6 separate regions of the Homo sapiens genome follow, and all the other regions are linked to region 5. Evidence: chromatin loops called from intact Hi-C (ENCODE). Cell type or tissue: Caco-2. All regions are shown on one strand.

Region 1 (5,000 bases), 240 kb after region 5:
TTAGTAGAGACTGGGTTTCACCGTGTTAGCCAGCATGGTCTCAATCTCTTGACCTCGTGATCTGCCCGCCTCGGCCTCCCAAAGTGCTGGGATTACAGGCGTGAGCCACCGCGCCCAGCCTAGGGCTCTACTCTTGACAGTGCAGCTGCAATGCACAGCATATGGGGCTAGCAGGCTTGAGTCTGATGGTCTCTCTGCAGGACAGCATAATATGATGGGACACCAACTCTGGGCAGAGACACTTACCTGTAGCTAGTGAAGAGTAGAGCAGAGACTTGAATTCAGGTAGCTTTACACCAGAGAATGAACATTTAACCATAGGTTATCTGGCAACTATCAGTGCAAAATTGAATTTCTACAGAAAGAGTTCAGAGGACAGAGTATTTGCTGTGGGCTAGGATTGCCCTATAGGGCTTTCAGGAAGAAGCTGGGATTTGAATAGTTTCGGTTTAGGTTATGAGGAGGAAGAAGAGGAGGAACATGAAAAGCAACTCAGGACCAGGCTTGGTGGCTCACACCCTGTAATCCTAGCACTTTGGGAGCCCAAGGCGGGTGGATCACTTGAGATCAGGAATTCGAGAACAACCTGGCCAACATGGTGAAACCCTGTAAAAATACAAAAATTAGCCAGGCATGGTTGCACGCACCTGTAATCCCAGCTACTCAGGAGGCTGAGGCAGGAAAATCACTTGAGGCTGGGAGGCAGAGGTTGCAGTGAGCCGAGATGGTGCCACTGCACCCCAGCCTGGGCAACAGAGTGAGACTCCATCTCAAAAAAAAAAAAAAGAAAAAGAAAAAAGAAAAAGAAAAGCAACTTAGAAAGGGAAAAATATGGATATGGAAAAGGGAAAGCAAAAAGTAAGATAGCAGCCAAAACAATAGCAATAAATTAACATTACTGATTGCTTTATTAATATTATGGGCTAGCACCCTGCTAAGTGCTCTACAGGAAACATTTTATTTAATCCTTAATAAATTGGGATGAGATAATGCTATTCTTTTTGTATAGATGAGGAAATGGGACTTAAATATATATTAAGTAAGCTGCCCAAAGCCATGGAGCCAATAAATATGTGTAGCCCAGTGATTGGAGGGGATGAAGGGCAAGGCACTCATGGATGTTAAGGGGCATCGTGGGAAGGGTAGAGAGGAACACTGGGACAGGTCATGGAGCGTCTTTGATATGGAGGCTGACCATGCCAGTAGGCAGTGGGGAATCCTTGAAACATTTTTGAGCACTGGAGTGACATATGAAAGGGCATCTATGAGAAAATCATTTTATTTTTATCCTTAAACTCTCCCCACTCTCTGATGAGAGGTGGAAACCCTGTGTCACTCCAGATTTATAGATGCATTCAGTGATGGCAGGTGGTGATTACAAAGGAAGATCTGAAGATAAAGCTGGAGCAGGATGACCTTCTCCTTTCATCCCTGCCTTGAGGGCCCCAGCTGGGACCTAAAATAGTCTAATATATATTGACACCTGGTTAGGTCCAACAGTGCTCCAGGGAAAAGAGCATAAGCTCTGAGACAAGAAGGACCTGGATTCAAATCCTGGCTCTGCCACTTTCTAGCTTTGTGCACATTCCTGAGTGTCTAGTTACTAGTCTGTGAATCCTAGTGGGAAGGGACTGTGCCCTGTTCACACTGTGAACAATGCCTGACTTAAAGGCTTCACAATCATTCTTTTTTGAGTAAGAAGAGAATGGAGCTTTCTGAGGCTTTATCTCTTCATCTGTAAACGAGGATTATCACAACTACTTCATAAAGTCTTGTCTCTCATAAACCTAGGAATTGCAAACAATCCAGGCCCTTTCTGGACAGGGAGGCCTATGTCTCTGCTGCCATGTTATCCTGATTTCCCATGTTTTGCCATCAGGGTGGGGGTGGGAAGAGATGATGATTCCTTGTTATTTTGGAAAGTAATTTTTTCTTGATTATTAAAGTAATACATGTTTATTTTATATAGAATTTGGAAAAAATTCAAAGAAATTTGAAAAAATAGAAAACAGAAAGTAAAAACATGTTCCTGTAAGATAATATGTATTAGTGTTCATGTTTTAGACAATTTTTTTAGTCTTTATTCTTTTCCTCTACATATACATTTTATGTAATAAAATTGTGATCATATTGAATACAACTTTCTAACCTGTGTTTTTCTCCAGTACCATTTTATCATGAGACTTTCCCTAGATCTTAAACCGTATTTCAAAATAGGATTTTTAATGTCTGTATAAAATTTCATTATGTGAACTTCCTTTACTTTATTAAAACTTTCTCTTACTTTCCAACAAGTGCTTGGTTTTCAGTTTTTCAGTATTGGAAAGGACATGGCAAGGCACCACCTCACTAGTGGGCGCTCAAAGGTTGCTTCCAGGCTGACTGATTCAGAATTACCTGGGTAGCTTTTAAACCAGATTTCTCTCTTCCACCCTAGATTCCTGAAGAGGGAGGTGGCTATTAAGAAAAAAAATAAAAGGACCCTCCAGGTGATCCTGTTGTAAATTAGGAACCACTAATCTTGAGTTCTCAGAGGACTGTTTTTTCGTTTTTTTGTTTTTTTGTTTTTTTTTCATAGCTGAAATCCTCTTGCCCCACACAGTGCCTGACACAGTGGGTGTTCTGTAAATACTTACTGAGTGAATTAACAAATCTTATATTCTGCATTTTAATTCTGGTTCTTGTTTCCTTAGCGGAGTCTTGAAGGTAAATTGTTGGGTTAAAATTTTCATTTTAAAAAACATTGATGGTACTTTTTAAATAAGTACTTTCTCTAAAAATCAATATATATTTCTTTTTCTTTAGAAATACATATTTTTCTTTTTTCTTTTCTTTTTGAGACAGAGTCTCGCTCTGTCGCCCAGGCTGGAGTGCAGTGGCGCGATATCGGCTCACTGCAAGCTTCCGCCTCTGGGGTTCACGCCATTCTCCTGCCTCAGCCTCCTGCGTAGCTAGGACTACAGGCGCCCGCCACCACGCCCGGCTAATTTTTTTTTTGTATTTTTAGTAGAGACGGGGTTTCACCATGTTAGCCAGGATGGTCTCAATCTCCTGACCTTGTGATCCGCCTGCCTCGGCCTCCCAAAGTGTTGGGATTACAGGCGTGAGCCACCGTGCCTGGCCCAGAAATACATATTTTTCTTATAAGAACAATATAGATTCATAATATAAAAATTTCAAAATGTAGATATGTAAAAAGAAAAAATCATATAATATGCACACACATATATGTATATGTATATTTCCATTCAGTTCTTTTCCTGTATATATATATGTGAATATATGTGAAAAATATATATTAGCCACATATCATGCAGTAAACAAAATGTTGTATAATCTGCTTTTTCTTTGTGGGTCTCACAATCATTATTTTAAATCCTGGTTTGGCAGTTTTTGCAATTATATTTCTAGCCTGTTAATAAATAATACCTAGTCTATTAAATCTGTGTGTAATAGGGATCTATTTTCATGGCTGAATTTAAACATTTCCAAAATCATTACTAAACACAGTTTAAAAATATTTAGTGAAACATTTTGTTTGGTGTGGTGTAGACTGCAAGTTTTCATACTTTTTGCATTTATAGGAACTGGTAAATATCTTTTGGGGAACGGCATGGAAGTGACATATTAGTAAAGCCATTTAAATAACCTAATTACCATCTACTACTATATCAGAGAAGAAATGATATTTTAATGTAGAAAATGTAAATGCATTTACTTTTCTAAAAATTAAAACTCAGTTTGAGATGTGCAGACCCTATGTCACTTTAGAAATGTAAAATGTCACATAGCAATTGTAGAGGATGTATTCTGGGTAAGAAGGATAAAGCTGAGAATAAGTTTGCTAATTTTGCCCCAGACTGATGAAAACATCGTCATTAACCAGCTCCAGTCCTTCAGTATCCACTAGATAAATGCATGTCTTGCTTCTTAGCCATTGTATTTTCCTTCACTTATTTGTGGGCTCCTAGAAGGGAGAAGTCATGTTTAATTCATCTTTGAAGTCCTAGTGCTTAAGACTGTGCAGTTAGAGTAAATGGAATGATTGTGAGAAAGCACACTCCATTTCTGAACTACTTTCTTTTCACTTTGTCACTCAACTTTCTCTAAGTTGCTCTTTAAATTGGTATTCATTATTTGAGCAAAAGATTTAGGTCACAGAGTTGGGGAACAGACCATTTTTATGCAGTTACAAACTTGATTTTCAAGATCTGGCAAGATTGAAGAAAGATGTTTAATATACATTATCTTTACATCTAGCAACTCAAACCATAGAGGAGCATGAACACAGGATTACTGTTGTACAGGTCATGTTAGAACTGCTTTGCAAATTTGGTCCCTACTTTAATGTCCCATTGCTATTTTGTGTTTCCTCTACCAGAGGCTCCATTCTCTTATCTGTCAAGCTCCTCCTCCTCCTTTAAAAGCCCAGGTCAAATGCTCCTTCCTCTACGGAGACTTTTCCCCCCTTTTCCTTCAATGTCTCTAAACTGGGCAGAAGCAGTCATTTCCATCTTCATGCTCCCATTATGATCTGTTCATGCCTAAATTTTATCACGCCATTGTGCTTTTCTGTTAAATATATAAGGGTCTATCTTTGGTGCATGTTGAAGTTCCCTGAGGGATGGGGAGGGTTATTATCTTTGTCCTCAGTATTTAGTACAATATATGATCTAGGGTAAGGAACTCATACACTAATATTTTTAGGGCCTTTTAATTTAGGATCATCAGCTATACATATATATATTTAAATCCTTTTTGTTCTCAGTGGCTGCTAAGCTAAATCCATGATGATATGCAACAAATCCAGGATGTCCTTTTGAATGGGTTCTTTTGGCTGGGTGGCTTCTCAGGCATCTTCAGCCATTGTTAAATGGCTTCTCATGGAAGCCATGAGAAGGCGTTGTGGGTGGGGTGGGATGGGGCTCTTGAGGCAGATGCAGTACCCAAACTCTCTCTCTCCACATACTGTTGTAAGGAGGGTGGCTTGGTTCTCAACC
Region 2 (5,000 bases), 780 kb after region 5:
GTCAATGAGTATGTTCTTGGAAAGGTTCCTTGTCATCAAATATAAATTGCAATGATCAAAGGCGAACTACGTATCAATATGTAATGAAAAATAATTTACTAGGAGTCTACATTGGAGGAGATGAACTCTACAGCAGAAATGGTGCACCTCTGGGTTTGCCAAAGCAGAAAAATTCTTGACAGCCTTTCCAAAAGTACAACCAAGTTCTTGTGCCCCAGAGTGGGGTGAGATCTTAGAGAAGAGAGGCATCTATAGGGATTATTTTTGAAGTCTTGTTCACAGGTTTAAGCAGTTACAATCACAAGTCTCTCTGCTCAACCACGACCATCTAGGTTTGCCCATTACTTTATTTTTTAATCTGACACAAAAGGAAAGACGCAGAGGTGAGAAAGGGAGGGGTAGAAAGGTGAATTATACTCTCTGTATCCTGTTCTACCACTTGCCACATTTCTAAATTACCAAGATTCCCAGGCACAAGAGTATGTGTGAATATTTTGTTCTGTTTTTTTACTCAGTACTAATAATACACAAGAGCTGAATAGTTACTGAAACTATTTCCAGTTTCTTGCATTTGATAATAGATGGAGACCCGATTCGAACTGACCTAGACACTTAAATACTATCCCAGACAGAGCCATCCCCAAGTAGGTCACAGAGCTTCTCTGTGTCTGTTTCTTTATTTGCAAAATCATACTGTATCACCTGTCAAATTCACAGATTGTTAAGAATTAAGTAAGTTCATGGCTATGAAACACCTTTAAAACTATGAAGCACTAAAACAAATTCAGTGGATAGTGGCAATTATGAAGAGGATGATGATGGAAATGAGAGAGACTACAAATGAAAATTCTGTATATTTATGAAATTATGGCTTAGTATTTGTCATTTGAGAATTTCAATGTTTTTGGACATATAGGACTGGGATCATAAAAATTCATGAGCATATTGGTGATCCTCAAATAAAATCTGTTTTAAATACATAATGTACACTTTCCAAAAGAAAATTCGTGATGTGCATATTTATATATTTACTAGCACTATCAAAAGGTACCAAAGATGTTAACACTAAGTGCTAAGCATTTTGCATACTTCTGGAAGCTGTTCTTCCCTGCTTTGCCCACATAAGTCACCTCCCTTGAATGATACTTGGGAAGGCCTGGTCACAATCATCTTTAGACATTTGATCTGACTGAGATAATGTCCCATGAAGGTGCTGTGATTTCGGTCAAAGGTGAAATAAACATTTTTCTCAGTATTATTGTCCAAGAGATTTTACTTTTGACACTCTGGGTCTGCCTCAAGTGGCTGCTAGGTGATAGAGGATGAAAAAGAGAAGGAATGAGTAAAACCTGAAGTGAGAACCAGAAGTTTTCCCTAAAAGAAGCTAAGTTTTTTAGGGTGAAGATAAAGATTTAATTTTGCAATATTAATTTCTACTGCCAGTGTAAAACTTTATCTTTCTAGGTATCTGTACACGTCTCTGCCCAAAGTACCCTCCTGCTACTAAGGCAAAGGAAAAACATATTGATTTTTCTGCAAATTCCCATACCTTTCTTTCAAGTTGACTGCTTGGAAATCTATTCAAATTGGAGACTGTATCCTGTTTAGGTAGCTGAAGTTGACAGCAGAGCTTTAATTAATAAGGCGTGCAAGGACAAAGGCACTAGGCCCAAATCAGATACAAGCGACATCTTCTTGTGGCTGCTCTGAGAAGCACAGCAATTATTTATACTCTACCTTGGTGCTCAGGCAGAAGAAATAAGGCTAGAGCATGAAGAGCAATGCTATCTGCCAATATATGAGAATTATAGCATTCTGGATGAACAGAGTTATATTATCCCTGCTTTCAGATAAGTAAACCAAGAATCAGAGTGCGTGGATTACTCTGCAAATGGAGGTAGAAAGCCTGTGCCCTATTTTCTTGTCCATCTTCAATATCCTGTGCTGGGATTTCAACAACACTTGAAATCCTCTTGCTTTCCTCCTTTTGCCCATTATATTCCTTATCTACAGTGGGCATTTTCAGTGCTGCCAACAGTGCCTATGAATCTACGTTCTAAATGTCAGGACCTGCCAAGATTTGTTAATTATCCTAACTCCCTCTGCTGGCGGATTTAACTACAACCCAGATTCAAAACTCAATGGAACACAGTAACTGTTTAAAATGTTTTTCAAGTTAATTCACATCATAAAAGAGTAGGTCCGAAGAAGGAAGAAAACTACAAGGTGAATTTTAGTTGAGAACGTAACTCACTATAATATAAATAAACTGGAGGTTTAATAGTATTTTTTAAACCAGCATCTGGGATAAGATTTGTGAAATATGAAGTAGATAATGTTGGTATAATTTTTCCCCATTCTCTTTTTGTTCCCACACTCCTTTTCATTTTTGTGGCTTGTGATATTTCCCTTTGTCTCTAAGCTCTAGACTTCTACTTAATAAGTACCAATAAAGATTGTATGTTATCCTTAAACAGTGGTAGCATTCCCCACCTGCTAATTGCTTTATTTGTACTTACTGTTTCCGCCCTCTCATCAACAGGGGCTTTAGTATAAAGGGCAATGAAGTAGAACGTGATGAGGCGAACAGGAGCCAGCCGAGTGAATGCTTCTATAATTACACAGTAGCCTGGAGTAGCTCTTCTCAAATCAAATTATGAGCCTGGATTACCTAAAACTCTCAGGACACAGCCCGGGTTTTCATTTGTCTGTAGGTTACTGTCGACAAGCAGCCTTCTTTCCCCTTGCCATTATTCTTCACAGAGATTATCAAAGCTCCCATTCCACTGCAATATTCCCAGAGCAATGAGATGCCATGGAGAAGGCCATTTTCTTAAATGGCTTGCCTGACCCCATGTGCTTTACCACTTATTTTTTTTTAATTTAAAAAAAAACTTTTTTTCATGTTTATAACCACCTCTGTCATTTGCATATCAAAGTTGATTCCCAGCTGAGCTTATTCATGATTCTTTGGCAAATATTTATGCTTTGTCAATGTCCCAACCACCCATAAGGCAACAGGAACAAAAGTCAATAGGCCTCAGCAATGTTTGGATCCTTGTTTGAACACCTGACTATACCCTCGGAACTGTACACTGCACTGGAAATAGCATAGTAATAGGAGGACCAGACTCGAGGTCAGGCCATCTGGAATAGGGGCACAGATCTGATGATGGCTAGCTGTGTGGCCCTGTGACACCCGTTCACTTCTCATTTTCTCCATCTGAAAGCCAAGGCAATTGAACTAGATAATCTCCAAGGTCCCTTCCAGTTCTGTGGTTTCATAGACTCAGCACAGTGCTGCATGGATCATGTGCACAGGAGACTCAGTACATATTTGATTGCAGCAGCTAAGCAAAGCAAAACAGCAATCCATTTCTCAAGTGGTTTAAATGTTTATTAAATCAAGATTTGATGTGTCCAAGATCTGATCAAAAAGTGAACAAAAAATGGTGAGCTTTGGTTGGTTAATGACTCCTAGAGAGAAAATCCAGGCTCAAGTCTTAGCTGTGTGCAGTGTTGGGGTCGGTCTACTAAAGCTTCTAAGAGGGAAGGGTTAGATGATCTCTAAAGTTGTTTCCAACATTGAAATTACAGCTCAAAAAGATAAAATTCAAGTCACCAATTCCTGTACGTAATAGTCAGTGCACTTTATCTTCTTGAGAAAAAAATGGATAATTTTATGAATAATTCTTTTAAAAATCCTCCATTCTGTAACACTCTATAATAAAGATTTTTCGTTTGGTTTAAAATAAGTATTTAAAACGGGCATAGTGATAGGGAAGACAGGTAAGATTATAATCATTACAAAGTTGAGAATTTTTCATATATGGTCATAGTAACGTAGTCTGATATCACACGCCAATTTGTTAAGGTGACGCTTAGATGTCACCAGAAAGGTAATGAGACTTTTGTTTTCATGGGTAGTATCTTAATTTAGAAAGTTATACTAAACAGAACTTAAAATACTAGTTGTATTTCTATTTAAAAAAAAAAAAAGCCATGTTTCCCATACTTAAAAAAAAAACTACTCATCAGCAAAAATGTTACAAAATAAACTGAGTTTTAAATTGTTTCCACTTGAGAACTAAAGGACTTTGTTAATGATGAAAATTTAATTTAGTTTTACATATTATTGTTCCTAATTGAAAAATTACAAGCATAAGTGCTAGCACTTTCTAAGTACTTCTGTATTTACTTAAAATAAAAGCTATATCCACAGGACTAACCCACCCAACAAGTATGATATCAATAAAACCACACTCTTTTTTTTTTTTTTTTTTTTTTTTAGTGAGCCAGAGTCTTGCTCTCTCACCCAGGCTGACAGCAGTGGTGCAATCTCTGCTCACTGCACTCTCTACCTCCCAGGTTCAAGCGATTCTTATGCCTCAACCTCCCCAGTAGCCGGGATTACAAGTGTGTGCCACCACTCCTGGCTAATTTTTTTTTTTTTTTTTTTGTATTTTTAGTAGAAATGGGGTTTCACCACATTGGCCAGGCTGGTCTCAAACGTCTGACCTCAAATGATCCACCTGCCTCGGCCTCCCAAAGTTCTGGGGTTACAGGTGTGAGCCGCCACACCGAGCCTAGAACCACTCTTAACACTTGAAATGGCAATGGCCCTAACACACACGTGGTACTTGTTGTGAAAAATTATCATCCTTTGTAAAGATAACGGTGAGGATAAAACTAAGATGGATGGGCAAATGAACATCATTTGGGAATGCTAAATTAGATAAGTGGATACAAAAGAATTCTTAACTTCCAAGTGCACACCTTACACACAGATAACAGGAATTTAAATTCTGATCGTTCAAGTCAAACCTGAAGTCCTTCTTCCAAAATTTTCCTGAAACATTTGCAAAACTTTTAAACCTACTTTGCAAACTGGAAAATTTACAAAAACAATGAGATTAGTTCATTCGGGTTTCATCTTAACCAATATTTTTCTCCTTTACTTATGGTTGAAGCAGGCAGAGAAAATAAATTTTACCAATAAT
Region 3 (5,000 bases), 910 kb after region 5:
ACTCAAAAAATATTTATAACCATGTATTCTGTACATGATGCTGTGCAAATCTGAAGCAGATGCAGATTATCTAATCCCCAGCTCCTAGGAGCTTGTTATCTTGTAGAAAAGATGCTACATACAGATATACCTATCAACCAAAGCAGTATTCATGTGCCATTAAAAAACACAAAGTAAAGAAAAATGAAAAATTATTTCTAGCTGGAGACAGAGAAGAAGTAAGGTGAACCTCTTGAAGAAGGTGGTATTTATACTGGTCCTTTAATGGCGAGCAGGATTTCAATGATTAAGAGATAGGTTTTAGGGAGGAGAGTCCCTGAGGGCCTCCGAGAAATTAGGAATGACAGGCATCAGCAAAGACTGGGAGAGTCAGATCCATGACATCCATCCATGAAACGTGGCAGAGTCCCATCTGGTCAGCATGTGAGATACAGGCAACAGTGAGCACCAGGTTGGGAACGCTTTGCCTCAGCGGAGTTTAGGCATCATTTAGTAAACAAGGGCAAAGCATGGAGGATTTGAAGAGCAAGGGGAAAATGCTCTCAGAGGTGTTTTAGGAAGAACGATCCGGCACTATGATCTATTTCTCCTTTCCCAGAGAAAAGCCCTACAACCTATGTCCCTCAAAACAATATGTTTATCCTCAATGTCTCTAAAAAGTGCTATGGCCATCCCTAGTAGCATATTAACTGTTTAAATAAAAGCATTATGTGAAAGACTGCAGTCCTTATGTCAGGGTAACATTGAAGGTGCAAGGCACGTGTCAGAAGATGAAATAAACTCAGAGTAACCTATCCCCTCTAGAGTCCTGGCTTTAAATTCAGGTTGCATCATAAATGAATAGGGTTTGGTGGCCTCCCGCCTATCTCCTGGGAACATTTGTTTGATTTACAAAAGTACGACACAATTTGACACACTCAGTATAATTAGCATTCGCTATTTGGGAGAATGCCCCCAGACAGCTAGAATTCAAATGCACCGAAGCCAGACCTGAATTTTTTTTCTCTGTCCTCCTCTTCCATTTTTTTTTTTCCTGCTCTCTCCTTTCTTCATCAGAGGACCATGCAAGCTGGAGATTCGAGGAAGCAAATCCCAGATGTCCCGGGTGCTCTACACACCAAATCAAGCAACAAAATGCATGTTTCAGCCTCTACCGTTCTGCTATGCGTAGAGAACAGAGGCTGTTGTTATATGTTCTGCTCCCCAGACTTCTTCATGCAACTGTTGATTACACAGTGTTGGTTTCACATAAAGAGTTTTTCTGGAAGAAGTCCCATTTCAGAGAGAGGTGCTTAGTATTTAACAGTGCTCCTGCTAATAATGATTAAAGTTATTACTGTTACTTAAATAAAGCAGGGCATAAATACATAGAAGACATTGGGTTAACTACTGCTCACAACATATGAAAATATCCTCTTTTCTCAAGCACAGGAGTTTGCCTGTTCATTTTAAATCTGTTTAATTCCAATTTTAGGGGGCCTTGTGACAGTCATCCAAAAGTTAGCTGCCAAAACTGTGACTATATTAAGCTGTTTATCACACACCAACTAAAGGTGGTGCGTGCTGGTAGACACACAGAAAAGCAAAGAAAATTGGAGCTCATTAGCCAGGGAGGCCAGGAAAGCTTTAGGAAAATTCTGAACTGGGAAATATTTGTTAGAGAATTTTAGTTGTGTTTCTTCTAAGGACAAAAAAAAAAAAAAAAAAAACAATCTAAGTTTATAAACAGAAGCAGCATAAATGAGTTAATTTTAAAGTTATAATAGACAATGAAGAGGTGAGGATAAATAGAAAACACAGACCTCAAACTCCAAGGCAAGTGAACGGAATCTTCAATTTCTTGATCCTTTGGTTTGACATGGTTGACACGCTTCCCATGGCTCACAGCCTGAAAATGCAAGGCAAGAAATTCATTTTCTATTTTTTTTCTATCCAAAAGTTACATGTGTCATTTTAGAATCATCACAAGTTTCAATTGGATGGGATCCAAAAAAATGTCATCTTCCTGTGAGTGCGTAGCAATATAGCAATGCAGAAATGGAATCATAACTGACCTGGAAAACAAGGAGGGCCTCTCCAAACTCCACATCCGAATGGACACACCACATTTGGTTTCTTCTCAGCAGTGACTAATTTTGATTAGATTTGAAGGCCCAATTTAAGCTTAGCCTAGAAGCTGCTTCCACTGCTTATTAGTGGTCTGTGCCCTCATTAACTATCATTGAAGAATGAGGTGGAAACAATCATTCAAGAGCATCTACTCAACTCTACATTCAAAGCCACAGCAGTTTATTTTATCCTTTGGTTTGGTGACGGCTTGGGAAGGGGAAGTCAATTTTCCTTCATTTCTTGGAATAGAATTGGAAACTAATTGCATGTTGCTCTTAAAATTCGTTAAAAAATAGTTTGAAACTAGCCCATAACGTCACATAACCATAGATGACAATTGGCCCCTAATTGTACCTCAAAGTTTAGCCACTGACGGTTCATTTGTATTTTCCTTCTCAACACGCTTTCCCCCTCCCCAGCACCCCAAACAAAACATGCTACTTTTAAATAAGATTTGTGGAAAGTCCTAAATGGGGTACCATAGACGAGTAAACAGTGTCACCTAGTGGGCCAGAGGACACTAGGAAAAGAAGAAAACTAGTAATCTGTACAAATGAAAATACCGGCCAACTGACAGCATTAGGCCACATTTTGCCTTCATTTTTGCCCTCTGTTGTCAACCATGAGCAAAGAAGAAAGTTTCCTCCAGGACACACTAATAAATAATCACAAACAAATAAACGCCAAACCCCACAGCTTTCCCTCTCTAGTTCCCTAATAAAGATCTTACCTAAGTAAAAATAACAGCTGGCATTAATTCAGCATTTACAGAGAGCGGATATTTTGCAGAGAGCTTTACCTGGGGCATCTCACTTGGTTACCCAGAGTCCCATTATTGGTTAGGGAGCTTTGGTGACTTGCTTGAAATCATAGACTCTGACACAGCCCCTGTGGTAACACCTGCTCTGTAGTACCCCCCACACAGCCCAAGGGCAAACAATGAGATCTCGGAGGGACAAATATATGTAATAACAGAATCATTAGACACATATTAAGCATTTACTGTGCCCCAGACTATTTAGGGGATACTAAAATGCACTGACATGGATCCTGCCCTCTAACAAGTTGTCATCTAAAGGATCCATTTGTAGAGTACTTTAGAGTTACTATCATTTCAGGCTATCTTCATGTGCCTACAATGTAATCAAGGTCCTGATTTTAGAAATGAGGTTTTGGGATTCATCCAAGTTCACACAGGTAAGAAGTGGCAGCCCTTCAGATTTAAAGGTGAGTGGATCACTCCACCTCTTGCTGCCTCTTTCACCAGTGCAGCTGCTAGAGATCTCTGGTTTCATGACGAGGTATGGAGGCCACAGACGGCAGAGAGCTGACTCAGAGAACAATTACCACAGGGTTCAGGGGTGGAATGTTCTTTCCCTCTACCATCTCCAAACCATCCCAGCCTGACAGGAATGACCATAAATCAAATCTCTTGATAGATTAGATTAAAACAGATAATTCCCATTCTGTGGGTCTCAAAGAATGAGAACTATAAGGAGATTTTCTTAATTTAAAAAGGGGTGCCGGGCGCAGTGACTCACGCCTGTAATCCCAGCACTTCGGGAGGACAAGGTGGGTGGATCGCCTGAGGTCAGGAGCTTGAGACCAGCCTGACTAATATGGTGAAACCCCATCTCTACTAAAAATGCAAAAATTAGCCAGGCGTGGTGGCAGGCACCTGTAATCTCAGCTACTCAGGAGGCTGAGGCAGGAGGATTGCTTGAACCTGGGAGGCGGAGGATGAAGTGAGCCAAGAGCATGCCACTGCACTCCAGCCTGGGTGACAGAGTGAGACCCCATTTCAAAAAAAAAAGTGGGGGCGGCAGGAGTGGCATACATGAGAAACCTACAGCAAACATACCTAATGGTAAGAGATAGCATGCTTTCTGTTCTCACTCATAGGTGGGAATTGAACAATGAGAACACTTGGACACAGGGTGGGGAATATCATACACCGGGGCCTGCCGTGGGGTGGGGAGAGGCGGGAGGGATAGCATTAGGAGATATATCTAATGTAAATGACGAGTTAATGGGTGCAGCACACCAACATGGCACACGTATACATTTGTAACAAACCTGCGCGTTGTGCACGTGTACCCTAGAACTTAAAGTATAATAAAAAAGTAAATAAATAAAAATAAATAAACAAAAAAATAAAGAGATAGCATACTTTCCCCTGAGATCAGTAACAAGATAAAGATATTCTCTTTCACCAACCTATTCAAGGTCCTAGCTAGTGCAGTAAGATAAGAAAAAGAAATAAAAAGTATACATATTAAAAAGGGACAAGTAAACTGTCTTTACCACAGGTGACATGATTATTACAGTAGAAAACTCCAAAGAATCTTTAAAAAATTATTGGAACTACTAAGCAGGTTTAGCAAGGTTGCAGGATATAAGGTCAATATACAAAACTCATTGCTTTCCTACATACCAGCGATGAAAAACTAGAATTTGAAATTAAGAAATAATACCATTTACAATACCACCCAAAAAAAGAGGAAGAAAAAGTACTTGGGCATATGTCTAGCAAAATACATATAGGATCTGCATGTAAAACTTACCTTCAGTAGGGAGGAAAAAAATCCTTCTGTTTTATAAAAATAGGTTAACAGAACAAGGAACAGTATATTCTTCATCTTTGTACAGAATGGGAAATTCTTCCAGAGGCCAGACTCAAGATTTCAAAATCCTGGGATTAGTAGCCCACCTGGGGCCATCTGGGCTCCTTCTCTCTTCTGCGGTCTTACAGAATAAGGGAACCAGGGTGTGGCATACTCAGAGTGCCTTAACTCACTTAGGAAAGCTAAGGAGAGAACAAAGAAGGGAGGGGAAAAAAATAGCGTTTTTCATTAAAAGCCTTAATACCATCAGATGATAAAAAGAAGTAA
Region 4 (5,000 bases), 550 kb after region 5:
TGGAGCAGTGAATGTTAGGTGAGGTGGGTACTAAGTACAACAAAATGGTATTTTATGTGAACCTCCAATTCTGTCTTTTTGGTACTCTTTTAAGGATACACACAATTTCTAGAACCCTAGCAACAGTTTCTACAATAAATGGTGTTTGAAGCAAGAATCCCTTACCTAGGGCAGACAGAAAGAGAATCAGCCCAGCAGTGTAATCATTGCTCTGCTGTTTGAAGGAATATTGAGCTCAGATGCCTCCAGAAAGCCCACCAGGCCCAGAGGCACTGGACAATAAAAGGGGAAAAATAATAGACGCCAATGCTTTATTAAGTATATTTTTTTCTCACTTAGGTGCGCATTCCCTGGTCAGACAATTAGTTGAGGTTCTTTCCAGAGAAAGTGTTACCCACCAAGAAAAACTCTTTTAACCTTTCAAAATAACAAATATCTTTAATGACTTTTATCCCCTTTCCATTGACATCACAGATACAATGTGGCCTGTCTTGAAGTCAAGCCCAAATTGAAATCACTGCTGGCAGGGACAGGAAAAATAGAACATTTGACAATAAGAGTGACAGATGAAGCATTGGGGACCTTGAAAGGGAGAATAACTCAAGCTATGACCCAGGACAGAAATACTGCACCTTAGTAAAATACCTGCCCAATCTGTAAGTTAATAGGCAGGTACATTTGCACATGATAATGGGCTAAATCCAACGCTTGGTAGAGTTGGTATTATTTTCCATGTTCATGTTTAAAAGGAAAGCTGAACATGCTTCATAGAAAGAACCTTTTGATTATAGACCAACTGTTCATCACCACACTTCCTGGGGAAAACATTTTTATTTGGTTATATAAAAGGGTAACATTTGTTAGAAATATATCTAAAGATAGAACTTCTGAAATTTGTCTACTCTTGCTACAAATGATTATTTAACATTTATAAGAGTAAAGTTAAAATATTTAAATGTACATGTGTGTATATATATATGTGTGTATATATATATGTGTGTGTATATATACACATATATATGTGTGTATATATATGTGTGTATATATGTATGTGTGTGTGTGTATATATATATATATATGATAAAGGCAACTTCATATAATATCATATAATATCCCTTGATTCATTGGCGGAAAGGAGAAACTTTGTATTTCATGACTTATAAAATCCATTAGTTGCATCTCAAATTTCTTTTTTTTTTTTTCTTTTTCATTGTACTTCAGTTCTGATTACTTGGATTAGGGGGAGAAAACTCAGTAGGATCTGCCAATTTTTAGTGATTTCTGTCATCAATTCCTGATTGCCTAGGATTGCTTTGTTGTTCACCTTAGATGCCTTTAAAACATGATTTATTTAAGCCTATTCACTCTTAGTTGGTTTGGTGATTGGTAGTAAAGTTGTTTTGGTGTCACCCATTGGAGTGAGAATTTTCCCCACATGATGGCCATTGTAGGTCTTTCACATCAGGTGTACTTTACTTCTAGAGTTGTCAGAAAAGAATTTAACTCCAGTAATTAATTATTTGGGATAAGTTTCCCAAGGAGTCCTCAGCTTAGGCTACATTAGAGGCACTGCATTCTATTCATATAATATGAAACCTTTTAGGTCATATGAGTAATTAAGTTTTACATCATTGTGAAATAAACACATACGCCTACGATTTCACCGAAGCATGTAAGTGGATGGTTAAGAAGCAAATGTGTGTTTCCCTTTGTGGATAATAATGGCAGACAGTCATATTGTTTATTTTGCCTTTGATATGAATTTAAATCAAATAAAGATGGTTCAAGTTAGCACAGGGAAAATCCAGTTGCTTCCCTGGGTCCATCAGCATCTTAATCCGTTTTTCAAATGTTTTGGAGTTTTGCAAAGCTTGAAACTTTTTTTTTTTTTTTTACCATGCCCCCTTTCCCTTGTTTTATAAGCCAATATAATTTTAAAGAAAAACTTAATCCATATGTTTGTGATTCATTTTTACTAAACTCATCAAAATGGTGTTTTGTAAGAGTGATTTGGTGTCCAACAAGTCTTTTGAGTCTCTCTGTAACAGGCCTTCTTAATGCCATTTCTCTTTGAAGCAAGAAGTTGTGTTTTGCCAACAGTAGAGAAATTCAAACCCCCAAAGGGTTGAAATCAGTTTGAAACTTCAAGCCTAAGGACTCTGTGGGGTTCTATACTTGGCAAATGGCTACTTCCCTTCTAACTTTGAAATACCTTATTTTCCTCTCACAAGAAATGCTCTACTGTTTTGCTAAAATATGTATTTAAAATAATCTTCAGATTCTTTAATACATAAAAATATATACATTAAAAAGTGGGGCCTAACGTTTAATTTATTCTAAAGCAATATTATTTGATTATCCATTTGGATTTTCCTTTAATTCTCATTTTCTGACCCTACACATCTTTGTGATTTGGATTTACCCAAAGATTTACCAGAAAAGATGACCATGATGATCCTACAAGCTGGAAATAAGTGCTGGGTAGTTATTGGCTTTCTTCCCCAGGTTGCTCAATAAAGGACATATTACTTAATGTAGTACGCTAATGTCTCACACTATATTTCATACTTTTATTTATGTTGACAACCAAAACTTCAATGCAGAAGATTTTGAATAATATGCTCTATGTCACAAGGTGAACCATAATTCACAGTTGTAGATGTTTGCTAGTTTTTCAATGTAGTTCATTTCTATTTATATGTTTAAAGGAAGACCTGTATAATTTCCGTTAGTTTTTATACAATAGGCAAGAGGAGAGAGAGTGAGAAAGAGAAAACAAAATAGTATGTACAGCAAGTTAAATATCCAAACCACTATGGTCCTTTGTCCTGACTGCTTTCTGGCCATGAAGTGGGAGTGCCCTCTAGTGAAACTTTAAAATCATTGGAAGATATTGGGTGTAACGTGGTTAAGGTTTTCTCCTAAATTCTTTTCTTCAAAAATCTTTGGGCATTAACAATTTGCATAAGTTTTGAATGAGAGTTAGAGAAAAACACAAAATACCATCAAGTAAAACTATTTCTTTGGGAAACAAATACAAATGAATACATTACTGTCAATATCAAAAAGTACATGTCTGCATATCTTTGTCATCTATCTGTTTATCTATCTATCTATCTATCTATCTATCATCTATCTATCGAAAGATCCCAAGGACACATAAGTAGCATATAACCCACAACAGGGCTATAGTTATCTAAAAGAAAACATATAAAAACATAATTACCCACTTCTCAAGAAGATGAATAATAAATAAGTTACTTTGGAATGTGAAAATAAGGCAGTAGTAGCAATACACACGAGTAAATAAGAAGTGAAAAATACATCTTGTCATCTATATTATTCCAAATCTCTTTGTAGAAAGCAGCACATGCTCATTGTGATAAAATCTGAAAAAGTTCAAGGCCAGGAGTCAGAGTTCTTACCCTGGACTTCACTTACCAGCTGTGTGAGCTTGGGCAACACATTTAACCTCTCTGAGCCTCAGGGTCATCATCTGCAAAATGGGGCTTAAGAACACCTGCCCTACCACCTCATAGGGTAGTATTGAAGGAGATAAAGTATGGGAAAGGGCTTTGAAGTAGATAAAGTTCTATACTGTGAAGGTATTATTTTTCTGACTTCTTTCTACTGAGGAAATTTCAAGCAAAGTCCCCTTTCAGGATGAAGAGGGAAAGAAAGAAGACCCTCCTAAAATTCTCTGGAGTCAGGAATCATTGACAAAACATCTTTCTTCCCAATCAAAAAAGAGTCACAGAGAAAGAAACAGGTGGCGCCCGAGGAAGGATGCAGGGTTAGACATTACCATCGTGGAGCCGCCAGCTCTCCCGGACTAGGCTGACGCCCACGTGGAGGGCCCTCGGCCAGGAAGCATGGCCTGGGCAGCCTGTGCTGGAGCCGGCTGGGCAGCAGCTGGTGGAGGAGTCAGGAACCGCGTCCCCTCGGGTTTACAGCAGCAAGAGTTTCCGTGAGTCTAATCTCCACCTTGCACAGAGAGAAGCTCAGCAGCACGTATGCTCCGCACCTCTGTGCTTTTAATCCCCCTCTCCGTGACCATCCATGCAAAACCGTTCCCTCTTTGTTGTCTTTTCAAAACTGAAAATATTTTCATTTTGTTTATGCCAACATAATAAACTCTTCATCTGAGCAAACAATCTGATTTTTCCTTTTAGTTGCAGTGAGTTTAATTTCAGATTTGTGCTGTAACAATTCCTTACTTTTCTCCACATAAAGCTTGTTTTCAGTGAGATGTGGTTTCTCACTAGCTGTGTTTGCTTTGAAGAGAGTTTTACGTACTTATTTTTAAAATCAACTTGTATAGGCACTTTAAATCAAGGTATTAAAATTTTCAGAACATTCAAAAACTGTTCCCTTTTTTTTTACAACAACATAGGTATCTCCTATGTATTTATTGCCTAGATTTTCACTATTTATCTTCTGGATGTACATCTTTCTTTTGTCCGGAGTGAGAAACTGTTTCTAGTTTCTTTACTCAGAGGTACTTCACATTGTCAGACATGCATAATCAATCTTGTACTTAAACCTTTGTGAGGAACACAACAGATGGATAATGGGAACATGGTTGCCATTTGGGGTCTGGTCAATTCATGAGCTGCCTCTACAGCCATGACTCTGGTGTATAGGAGAAAAACCATAAAGTTAATCTCTAAAGCTATCTGACAGGTCCCATGCCTGCTGTTTATGTCCTCCCTCCCCATTTGATCTAAACAGTTGGCATGGGGGTTGAGGGGTGCCACTTCTTCCTCAGAATAAAATTAAATAAGATATTCAGCAGGTCTTCAACTGCTCACGGATTTATCCAAGATAAGTGACCAGTTTCAGTTGAATGACTGGGGCTCCCATGTCATAAAATTGCTCTTGGCTAAAGCTAGAGTTCACTTTGTCTAAGCTACATGCTCGTGTATTGCTGGAGCACCACGACTTCTCATTGAAACTTTGGGTTCCTTCTGTATTAGAACCTTCCCTGACCTTTGCTGAAC
Region 5 (5,000 bases):
TATCCCTTGTTCATTTGTTAAGTGTAATACCACTTCTGGAAATTAAAGGCAAGGTGCTGAAGGGACAGACAAGAAGAAAAAAATATGATTAAGCAATTTGAAATTGCCAATGTACCATGCAGCCATATGCATATCTCTATCTTAGTAAATAGAAAGGGATAGAGATATATGTTTATTCTTTTTATCATCTGGAAACATTCATTATAGTTACTGTCACTAATCCTTCACACTTCCAAAATCTGACAAGTTTGACATAGGAAAAAAATGGGGGAAATGTAGATGAAAGAGTTTCTATCATTTTGAAAATTGTGTTATAAAAATTAAGATGTCTATCCCCTCTAGGAATTCCTATGAGGGATCCTTCACAGTCTAAAGGAAATGAAGTTTGACAATGGTACAATTCAGTTTTGAATTTTTGCTCTTACTTTCTATATCCTAACCTTTTCCAGCTTATTTCTTGTTAATTGTTTTTGGAAAGTATGCAATGCTCTTTTAAGGGAAAAAAAATCTTCTAATGCACTTATTTACCTTCATTTATATGTGTTTGTTTCTGAAATGAAGAATCAAGCTTTGGTCATTCCGGAAGTCGTGTAGCATGCTCCAATTTGAAGTGACTGAGATCTTTTGTGACTTACAGAGGAGAAGGAAATGTTTTAAAAATTGGCTTATGCCAGTCTCCTTACTCTGAAATTCTCAATTTTCTTGTATTACAGGATAAATATAAATATCATCTCACCAAATTGTACCAGCATTGTCCTAAACATTTAAATTTTCCTTTATTTTTGGCCTTTAAAATTAGAAAATTTTCTCCAGTTGCTGCACTTAGCTTTTTAATTTTGTTTTCTTTTCACTTACCAGACTACTGGTATGATCTCTTTCACTGCAGTATGATTGCTGCTATGGTCACTTTTAGAGGAGATTGTGGGAAGGTTAGGATTTGGAGGAAACATGACAAAAAAGGGAAGAAAAAAAAAAACCTTCATTTGACCACATCTGGCTGCTTGTATATTTAACCAGTTCTAGAATTAGAAAACCTTTCTGTACATTTTCTTCTATTTTTCTCACTTTTTTCCTTACATAATGAAATTAAAACTTTTGGAGCCTACAGTTGACATTTTTCAGAAAATTGAGTTATCAAGGCAGTAATTATTTCACGGGGAGATAAAACTCTCATAGCCCTAACTGTCAAATAGGGCCCTTTTCAGATTTTAATTACAAAATAAAATTAGTCTGCTCTTCCTCAGAATGGTTTGTGAGTGGTTAAACAGAGCTTTCCCCCAATACTGGTGGTCGTCAAACTCTGCTAATTAGCAATGCTGAGAAATTCCAGTTAACAAGGACATTCTCCAAGACTCTGCAGGTTCCCTGCCGTTTGCCTTCATTTCCATAAGAAGATTAAGAGAGGAGGGGAACACACTCAAATGCAGATGCAGAAAAGAAGCGTTTTTTAACAAGCATCATAATAGTAAGATGCTTGGCTAGTTCTCACCTAATTACTGCAAGTTAAACCTCTATTTGACACTAAGAAGAAAAAATAAGTCTACAGTCCCCTGTCTCCACAAAATTGTTAGTTGGTTTCAGATATAATACTTGAGGAGTGCTGAGGAGACTTTAGGAGAGAAAAATCAATGTGCAAGATTTTGAAATAAAATTGAGTTACACTTAACAGTTAAGGCCTTTTGGCTAGGGCCTATAATAGAACAAAATAAAATCAGAATATTCCAGGAGTCATGCATTTTTGTTACTAACTACTAATCTTGCTCTAAAAGTATGTAGCTTTTTGTTGCCCGTGGAAGGGAAGTGTTACACTCCCTTTAGATTAAGCACTTTCAATTTTCGTAAATTGTGCCAATGGCAACATTTTAGATTCTCAGAGGATGAAGCATCCTGTTCCAAGTCTTTTTTGATTGTCTAGTAGTCAATGGTATATTGTTGTTAGTACTGTAGCTGTCTATTACAAACCTAAAACAGTGTTGCTTCTGTCATCTATTGGAATCGTTATAGTTATTATATTTAGGGATCAGTGATGGTGCTGGATTGAAATAGAGTGGGCAGTGATCTGATTTTTTAAAATGCATATGTTCTAAAAAATCTAATGAGAAAATGTTCCTGCTATCACCATCTTCTTTAATCTTATTTTCATAGCACATTATTATGCATAATCGCCAGCCACAGTTAGTTTATTGTCTCGATAAGTACAGCAGGCTTAATTAAAATAAAGCTGTAAATAAATGCAACCAATGATAACACAATTGTAACGTAATTCCATAGCTTATTAATGTGATAAAAGCAATTAATAAAAGACCTAGCCAACCCCTTTAACCTCTTAAATACATTATTATAGAGTTCATGCACAAACACATGCATCTGAGAATGTGTAAAAGTTGTTATATATCCTCCCAAGGAAAAAAATTGTGCCTTGAGAGAAAGGCAACGAGATTTAAAAGATTTGTGTCTATAACCGTCTGTTATTAGTATTTATTTTAACAAATATACACCACCCTTATCCACACCAATTCCTTGGTTGTTTCTTCAAACAATTATCCACAAGCTTTTTAAAGTTTTTAGAATAATGCTATTAAGCAGACCGATGCATACACAATCATAAAGTGAATTCTTGGTCTGCCCTTTGTGGCGTCTGGACAATCATAATTCATTCACATGTTGAATCTCATAATTTGTACCTATTTTTTCCCATGGTCTAACCTCCCACTTACCTCGAGGTTGTATGTATATTTCTAAGTTAGGCAAATTAAATCTGATTCTTATGATTTGGTTCCGCAGCTTATAAGATATGTTAACTTTTCTTTTGTTTAGATTATGTATAATTAGTCTGATCTTCCATCCCCCTCTTTTTTTTTTTTTTACTTTAATTATTTTCAAATACCTTCTTTTAAAGGTAAAAGCAATAGTCTTGGAAAAGCGAATCTACCAGCAGGGGGCGCACCAGCCACATCCCTGAAACCAGCCGCGCTGAAAAGCCGGTGGCCGCCTTCTCTTCCCCAGATCTTCTCAACCTTTTCTCTTTCCTAATCTCCAGGTCCGTGTTTACCTTAATATTACACCTGGATTAAACAGAAAACAGTGCTGTATTTTGAAGAGCGCCGAATATGTATGCATTTTGAGAAACCCAATCTCACCCTTTCCGGGTTCCCAAGAACTAAAACAAGCCATAACTTGAGAGAAAAAGGAGAACCTTCGGGGGGCAGGAAGGTTGATTGGAAATAACTTAAGGAAAGTCTGCAGAATTCTTTTTTTTACAACTTTTCTGAGTTTCCAGTGGGTATATTTAGTGTGAGTTTGACAGTAACAGGCTAGGGAGGGCAGAGATTGGAGAAATTGGGGGTCGGGGGAGTGATTATGGGAAGAAGGTTAGTAAGGAACAAAACAATGCACCGTTTTGTAAAGATAATAAATGGAACGTGGCTGGTAGATACTATTCAGTACATTTTCTTAGGGTGAGTAAGGGTAGACCAGGGGAGGAGGGGGCGGAGAGAGTGTTACAGAAGAAAGAAAATAAGTAACCCTGATGGTTTAAGCCCTTTATAAAAAAGAAATGGCATCAGGTTTTTTTTTCTTTATTCCCCCCCACCCCACCCTTTGTAGTCAAGTGCATTTTAGCCACAAAGATCCCAACAAGAGAGTGGAAGGAAACTTAGACGAGGCTTTGTTTGACTCCGTGTAGCGACAACAAGAGAAACAAAACTACCTATTTGTAACGGACGTGCTGCCATTGCCCTCCGCATTGAGCGCCTACCTATTGAAATCTTTACGTCGGGACAATGGGAGAGCGGCTAAAATTACCCTCTTGGGTCCTGGGCGGGCAAGATTCCTGAGCCCCTACCCCCGCCCCCATCTCATCCTCCTCTAACCCGGGCCTTGCTGGGCTCCCCCTTCCCCAGTCCCGGCCGCCTTCTCCCAGTGTGCGCTGCCTGCACCTGTGCCTGGAGAGCATCGACCCCGCCTCCCAGGCCTTGAGCCCCTTTGCGGCGCAGCCCCAGCCTTGCGCGGCCTGGGCTTTGCGGCCACCACAATGGAAATCTACGGGGAAAATGCCAGGGCTGGTTCTGCTGGAGTCCTGGGAACTCTGCGTGGGAGGGAGTTTGTGACTGCGGCCCAAAAGCCACCTCCATACAGTGCCGTGGGATGCCAGGAAGTTGAAATCACCCTCCCCCATCGCCTGCACTTTTGAGCGCCCTTCCGTCTGTGTCTTTCCCCAGCCCCCATTTGAAAGCCGCACGACCGAAACCCTTCTTACGGGGAGGCATGGGATGGGAATGGGGAGTGGGGGCAGACAGTAGAAGCATCCCCTTTGCTACGGTTGAATGAAGACAGTCTAGTGGGAGATGTGGCTGGGGCTAAGAGGAAGAGCTGCAGTTTCCTGGGCCAAAGAGCTGAGTTGGACAGGGAGATGGCAGCTTACCAAGGCCTGCTGGTTCTCAGCTCTAGAGTCTGCCTTATGGTCCGAGCAGGATTTATTTTTAAGAACAGAGCAAGTTACGTGGAAGCAAGGAAGGTTTTGAGGACAGAGGTTTGGGTCTCCTAACTTCTAGTCGGGACTGTGAGAAGGGCGTGAGAGAGTGTTGGCACCTGTAAGGTAAGAGAGGAGAGCGGAAGAGCGCAGTACGGGAGCGGCACCAGAGGGGCTGGAGTTGGGGGGGAGTGCTGTGGATGAGCGGGAGAACAATGACACACCAACTCCTGCACTGGCTGTTTCCAGAAATACGAGTTGGACAGCCGCCCTGAGCCACCCACTGTGCCCTGCCCCACCCCCGCACCTTAGCTGCTTCCCGCGTCCCATCCTCATTTAAGTACCCTGCACCAAAAAGTAAATCAATATTAAGTTTAAAGAAAAAAAAACCCACGTAGTCTTAGTGCTGTTTACCCACTTCCTTCGAAAAGGCGTGTGGTGTGACCTGTTGCTGCGAGAGGGGATACAAAGGTTTCTCAGTGGCTGGCAGGCTGGCTCTGGGAGCCTCCTCCCCCTCCTCGCCTGCCCC
Region 6 (5,000 bases), 460 kb after region 5:
AGAATGGGTACAACGGGAATAGACAAAAGATCTTTACTACAGCCCAAAAAGAAAAGTGTGCTAGTTGATTTCAGGAATCCTTTTGGTTCCCTGTGTATGTTCTTGGGAATTCATGAGTTAACCAGAATATCTTCATCAGCAATATGTTGTCAAGTAGAAAGCACAGATCTTTGAGCCAAAAAAGTAGGGTTTATGTCCTGGCTCTGGGATCATTAGCTGAGTGATCCTGGGCAAGTCACTGTTAGTCTCTCTACTAAAACTTAGCTTGCTCATCTGTGAAGAAAGCTAGCATAGTCTATTTCACCAGGTTGTTTTGAGATCCAAATAAGAAACATATGTAAAAATGCACAGCACCATGAGGTACATGTACATGTTTTGTAAAAATTAGTTGAATGTGAATAAAAATGCTTTGCTTTTATTTTGAATTCGATGCCAAGAAGTACTTTATGTTGCCCGACTCTTGTGTGCTTTCTAGTTTGTGAAGTGTTGTCTTTTAAAGTCAAGAGTAGGTTTCACTTGGCAGGTGACTTAGCTCTGTAATGTTAATGGTCATCTCAAATTTAACTGATTTATGAGTTCAGAATGTGATACATCAAATAATATAAAATAAGATGTCTTGTTTGTGCATAGTCAAATGGCAAGATTATTTTATCATTAAAAAATGTTAATGAGAGACTCAGTCATTCTGCTACCTATGTAGAAAACATTTCAAATATCTAATCCCAGGTCCTTTAACATTGAATACACATTTTTCTTCATTATATTTAAAATTTTTTTTTGTTGTATAAATAATTTTTATGGAAAAAGTAAAATAACACACCAGTATAGTTAGGTAAAAAAATAAAAGTCCCACCAGGTGTGGTAGCTCACACCTGTAATCCCAGCACTTTGGGAGGCCGAAGTGGGTGAGCCCTGGAGTTCAAGACTAGCCTGAGCAACATGGCAAAACCCTGTCTTTACAAAAAATATAAAAATCAGCAGGGCATAGTGGGGCATACCTGTAGTCCCTGCTACTCGGGAGGCTGAGGCAGGAGGATCACTGGGAGGTTGAGGCTGCAGTGAGCAGTGATTGTGCCATTGCACTCCAGCCTGGGCAAAAGAGTGAGACCCTGTCTCTAAAAAAAAAAAAAAAAAAAAAGCATTTACTGTCTACCTCCCCATCCCACTCATTAAAAGTAAACCCTGTTGGTTATGTTTATCATTCCAAAATTTTTTCCATTCATGTGCAAACAAATAGATTAGATAGGTATTTTACAACTCAATATGAAATTATATTGACATATTATCTGGCAACTTGCTTTTACTCACGTAATAACATACTGTGGGCATTTATATGTACCTTCTTAATAGTGACTGTGTAAGTCACTAGAAATGACTACAAGAGACCCCACTTGAATCCAGCTCCCATTATGACATATGTAATAAGCTTTATAGATTTAAAAATTAGGAGCATCTATTGAAGAAAGAGGAGGAGTGATCATAAAGCTGGCCAGTGGGAGAATAAGTTGGACTGACCAGGCCTCTGTGCAAGGTCTGGGCAGAAAAAGGAAATCTATACCCAGATTGTAAGGCAGACTTCTTGACCCATGTGGAAATAAGCAGTGTCTGAAAGGAAGGGGAAGAGAAAAAAGAAGGATTAATGTTTTCTATATAGCTACTGTATGTCCAGTACAGGATTGGGCCCTGTCTCATACTACAGCAAATGCAATTCTCATCACAATTCTGGTAGGCAGTTACTATTACCCTTAATTTACAAATAAACTGAGGGCTTAGGCCAGTCACTAACAAGACACCTAATAAATGTCAGGATTGGGATATAAGCCCTGTCTCTAAATCCAAAGCCCCAGCTCCTTCTTTGGTATCTGGGTGGGATTAAAGTGAACAACATATGTAGGGTACCTATTTCAATGTTTTACAAATGAGTTGTTCAGAAAAATCTAGTCCTTCTTCCCCAATATATAAATATATTTCAAAATGTCTGTGTATCTGAAATTAGACACATATGGCAGGAGGGAAGTTTTTCCTTCATACTTACTATCAAATGCAATACTATATAATAGTGCCCCAATCAATTTTAGTAGAGTTGGAGGACCAAATTTGGTACTGGCTAAGATGTGACATGCTTGAATTTTAAAAAGGAAAGAAGAATCAATTGTGATTTTATTTATTTATTTATAGACTGAGAGGGTCTTTACCCTTTCAACTCATAGCTATGACAGAAAAATCTTGGATATCAAGTCTTTCTGTCGTAACAGCTCAATAGGCATTTAAACTTCCAGTGAGTCAGAGATATGTGAGTTGAAATTCCACTGAAATCTATGGTTAGAAAGTGCTTATGTCAGCTCCTGCTAAGCTCCCACTGAAGCACTTTGCTGATCATAATTAATCAGGGAAGTTTGCTCACTGACATGTTGTACAGGTCAGTCAAGTTCTTGTGCAACGATCTGGGGAGCAGCTCTTGACCCACAGTTATGACAAAGTGATCGACAGTCAGTCGCACAGGAGCTTAGCCTGCTTTACTCATGACTGTATGCCAGAACTGCAGAGAGAACCTGGGATCCAGGAGACTCTCCAAGAGTACTTAACAAATGAATGAATGAATGAGCTCAAAATCAGAACAGAAACTTGAATGCTGGTCTCACATTTGTCACTAATGGCCATGTCGTACACCTTAAATAAATAACCAAAGGAAAGAATAAAATAAAGGAGGCGATCATTTCCTTACCTTTGCACTTAGATATGATCTGGGATATTGTGTTCAGATCCAGCTGTCTTTTAAAACAGTACATTTTAATAAGGGTGACACACTAAAGTGTCTCTGCTGGTGGGCGTCTAGAAGGCTGAAGGGTCCTGAATCTTATAATTCAGATGGAATTGAAATAAACTGGAATCATCCAGTGAAGATTAAGACTTGAGAAAAGACAAGACAGCTTCATTGAAAGAGAGTAGCACAGTGTCTAGATCAAGGAAATATTAGCCACAAATTGCATTCTTTAGATTTTAGACAATATCTGAATTATGATGCTTGCTTCTGGATGCAACTTTTAAATCAATTAATTCTCTTACTATAGGAATAATAGATTTTCATAGTTAAAAAAAAAAAATACTGTGAAGCATCTCATCATCATCCCAAAATCTTAATTGCATCCCTCAGAGAAAATGAATGTAAATAATTCAATATGTATACTCCAGGTTTTTTATGCAAATATAACATATGTTGGCATATTTTTAAGCTTACGTGGGATCAAGTTTTCATAGTTTGACATTTTTGACTTAAGATATATTATCTTTTCATATTATCCATATACATTATGCTTCATCCTTATTAATTGTTACATAATATTCTATGGCGTGAATGTGCTATAGTTCGGCTTAATTCTCTTTTGAATATTATAGTATATTAAATTATATCCTATTGATAAAAATTATTTCCAATTTTTAAAATTACAAATAATGCCATTATAAACCTTCTTGGTCATTCATTGTATACTTCTACAAGAATATTCATAGTTAAAGTCCCTAAAGTGCTGTTACCAGGTCAGAGGACACGTGCATGTTTGTTTCAATCTTGTTCTTGTTAAGCTTCTCCAAATTGCCCTTCTTGAATTGCCTGTTTCTTCGCTTCTTCACCAACTAGATATTTTCAAAATTTTAAATTTGTCAGGTGAAAAATATCTCATTGTTTTAATTTGCATTTCTTATTTTACTTGTGAAGTTGAATATTATTCCATGATTATTGACAATTATCTATGAACTTCCTGTTTATGTATTGGCCTGTTTTGTTAGATTATTTTTTTCTCTTTGTCTTATTGATCTCTAAGAGTTCTTTGCATACTAAGAATATTAGCCCTTTGTCATAGACATTACAAATGTTATTTGCTAGTTTGTAGTTTTATCTTTTGATTTTATTTATGGAATTTTTCATAGAATAGCATCTTTATTTACTTGATTTAGTTTTTTATTATGTTTTAATTTTTGATTTATATTTTTATTCATTTTTGAATAAAGTTGAATTTAGTCTATTTCTTTCCTTTATGATTCTGAGTTTCATGCCATATCTTTGCCATGCCAAAACTATATATTTTTAAATTCCCCATTTAAAAAATATTTCTATGGTATTTTCTATGTTTAAATGTTTGCTCCATCTGGAATTTGTTTTAAAGAGTGAAGCAGAGATCAAATCTCCTATTCCTGCAAACAGCTAGAAATAAAACTCAACATTATTTATTGATTAACCTATTTTTACTCTGATGACTTGAAGGGCTATTCTTATTATACACTAAGTTATCATATGTATTATGTCCTACTTCTAGATTTTCTATTCAGTTCTTGTATAACATAGAATATTTTCATTTCTAGCAGATCTCATACCATCCCTTTCTCACTTCCCCCACTCTCCCTGGCCCCCCGCCACACACACTCCTCCACCCTGTTCTCTTCCATAACACTTTCCTGGTTGCTTAGGCATGTTTATTTTTCCAGGTGACAACTATATTTTTAAAACAATGGGTTTAAATTAAAGCAACACCAACCCTCCATCAAAACGACCAGTCGTCACCTATGTTTGGCTTTTCTTCCTGTGAAGGAAAAGCAGAGTCTCTGTTCTATGTAAAGCCTCTCTCTGCACCTACCGCGCTGATCCACATCCCCATTTGCCCTCGCGATTATTCGTCTCTCTCATTCGTCATTAGTTACTTACTAATGATGAATCCTTTCACTAGGCATCTCAATACACCTTAACATCACCCACTTGAAAAAAAAAAAAAGCAGAAACCCTTAGCTCTATTTTCCACTCCTCTTTTTGCCCCATTTCTTTGCTTACCTTTTCAGCAGAAATTCTTAAGAGTGGTTTGTATTTGCTGTTCTCACTTTCTCACTCCCATTCTCTCTTCACCCATTCATTCAATCAGACTTTTCACTTCACCACTCCCTGAAGCAGATTTTATCAAAGTCATTGATGTCCTTCATTTGACACGTCCATGGTCAGTTCTCTGTTCTCA

The links. Peaks named below come from ENCODE experiments on the same cell type or tissue, not always from the same donor. Only the 100,000 strongest peaks of a DNase experiment are listed, where the experiment ranks them.
Region 1: it touches region 5 in a loop (8-fold over the local background); 10 of 110 quality-filtered maps call a loop at or near these places.
Region 2: a loop joins it to region 5, with 10 times the contacts of the local background. A loop is called at or near these places in 17 of 110 quality-filtered maps.
Region 3: a loop joins it to region 5, with 17 times the contacts of the local background. A loop is called at or near these places in 24 of 110 quality-filtered maps.
Region 4: it touches region 5 in a loop (14-fold over the local background); 72 of 110 quality-filtered maps call a loop at or near these places.
Region 6: a loop joins it to region 5, with 5 times the contacts of the local background. A loop is called at or near these places in 2 of 110 quality-filtered maps.

The regions. Positions count from the first base shown.
Region 1 is chr3:181,946,154-181,951,153 of GRCh38, forward strand. No RefSeq gene overlaps it. Among named protein-coding and RNA genes, the nearest start is that of LINC01206, 3.7 kb to the right of the region's middle. In Caco-2, no CTCF peak of the experiment used is centred here; no DNase peak of the experiment used is centred here.
Region 2 is chr3:182,488,696-182,493,695 of GRCh38, forward strand. No RefSeq gene overlaps it. Among named protein-coding and RNA genes, the nearest start is that of LINC01994, 4.8 kb to the left of the region's middle. In Caco-2, CTCF peaks have their summits at 2,122 (motif pointing left) and 2,393; no DNase peak of the experiment used is centred here.
Region 3 is chr3:182,615,710-182,620,709 of GRCh38, forward strand. No RefSeq gene overlaps it. Among named protein-coding and RNA genes, the nearest start is that of LINC02031, 26 kb to the right of the region's middle. In Caco-2, a CTCF peak has its summit at 2,631 (motif pointing left); no DNase peak of the experiment used is centred here.
Region 4 is chr3:182,255,903-182,260,902 of GRCh38, forward strand. No RefSeq gene overlaps it. Among named protein-coding and RNA genes, the nearest start is that of LINC01994, 230 kb to the right of the region's middle. In Caco-2, a CTCF peak has its summit at 2,877 (motif pointing left); no DNase peak of the experiment used is centred here.
Region 5 is chr3:181,706,769-181,711,768 of GRCh38, forward strand. The region is part of intron 6 of SOX2-OT (SOX2 overlapping transcript); the gene reads left to right. Among named protein-coding and RNA genes, the nearest start is that of SOX2, 2.7 kb to the right of the region's middle. RefSeq lists enhancers at 1,080-2,077, 1,094-1,490, 3,586-4,439, 4,440-5,000, silencers at 1,193-1,487, 4,998-5,000 and a promoter at 4,385-5,000. In Caco-2, a CTCF peak has its summit at 2,952 (motif pointing right); a DNase peak (open chromatin) is centred at 2,963; H3K4me3 peaks cover 809 bases.
Region 6 is chr3:182,163,026-182,168,025 of GRCh38, forward strand. All of the region lies in intron 4 of LOC105374243 (a long non-coding RNA gene), which reads right to left. Among named protein-coding and RNA genes, the nearest start is that of LINC01206, 210 kb to the left of the region's middle. In Caco-2, no CTCF peak of the experiment used is centred here; a DNase peak (open chromatin) is centred at 2,436.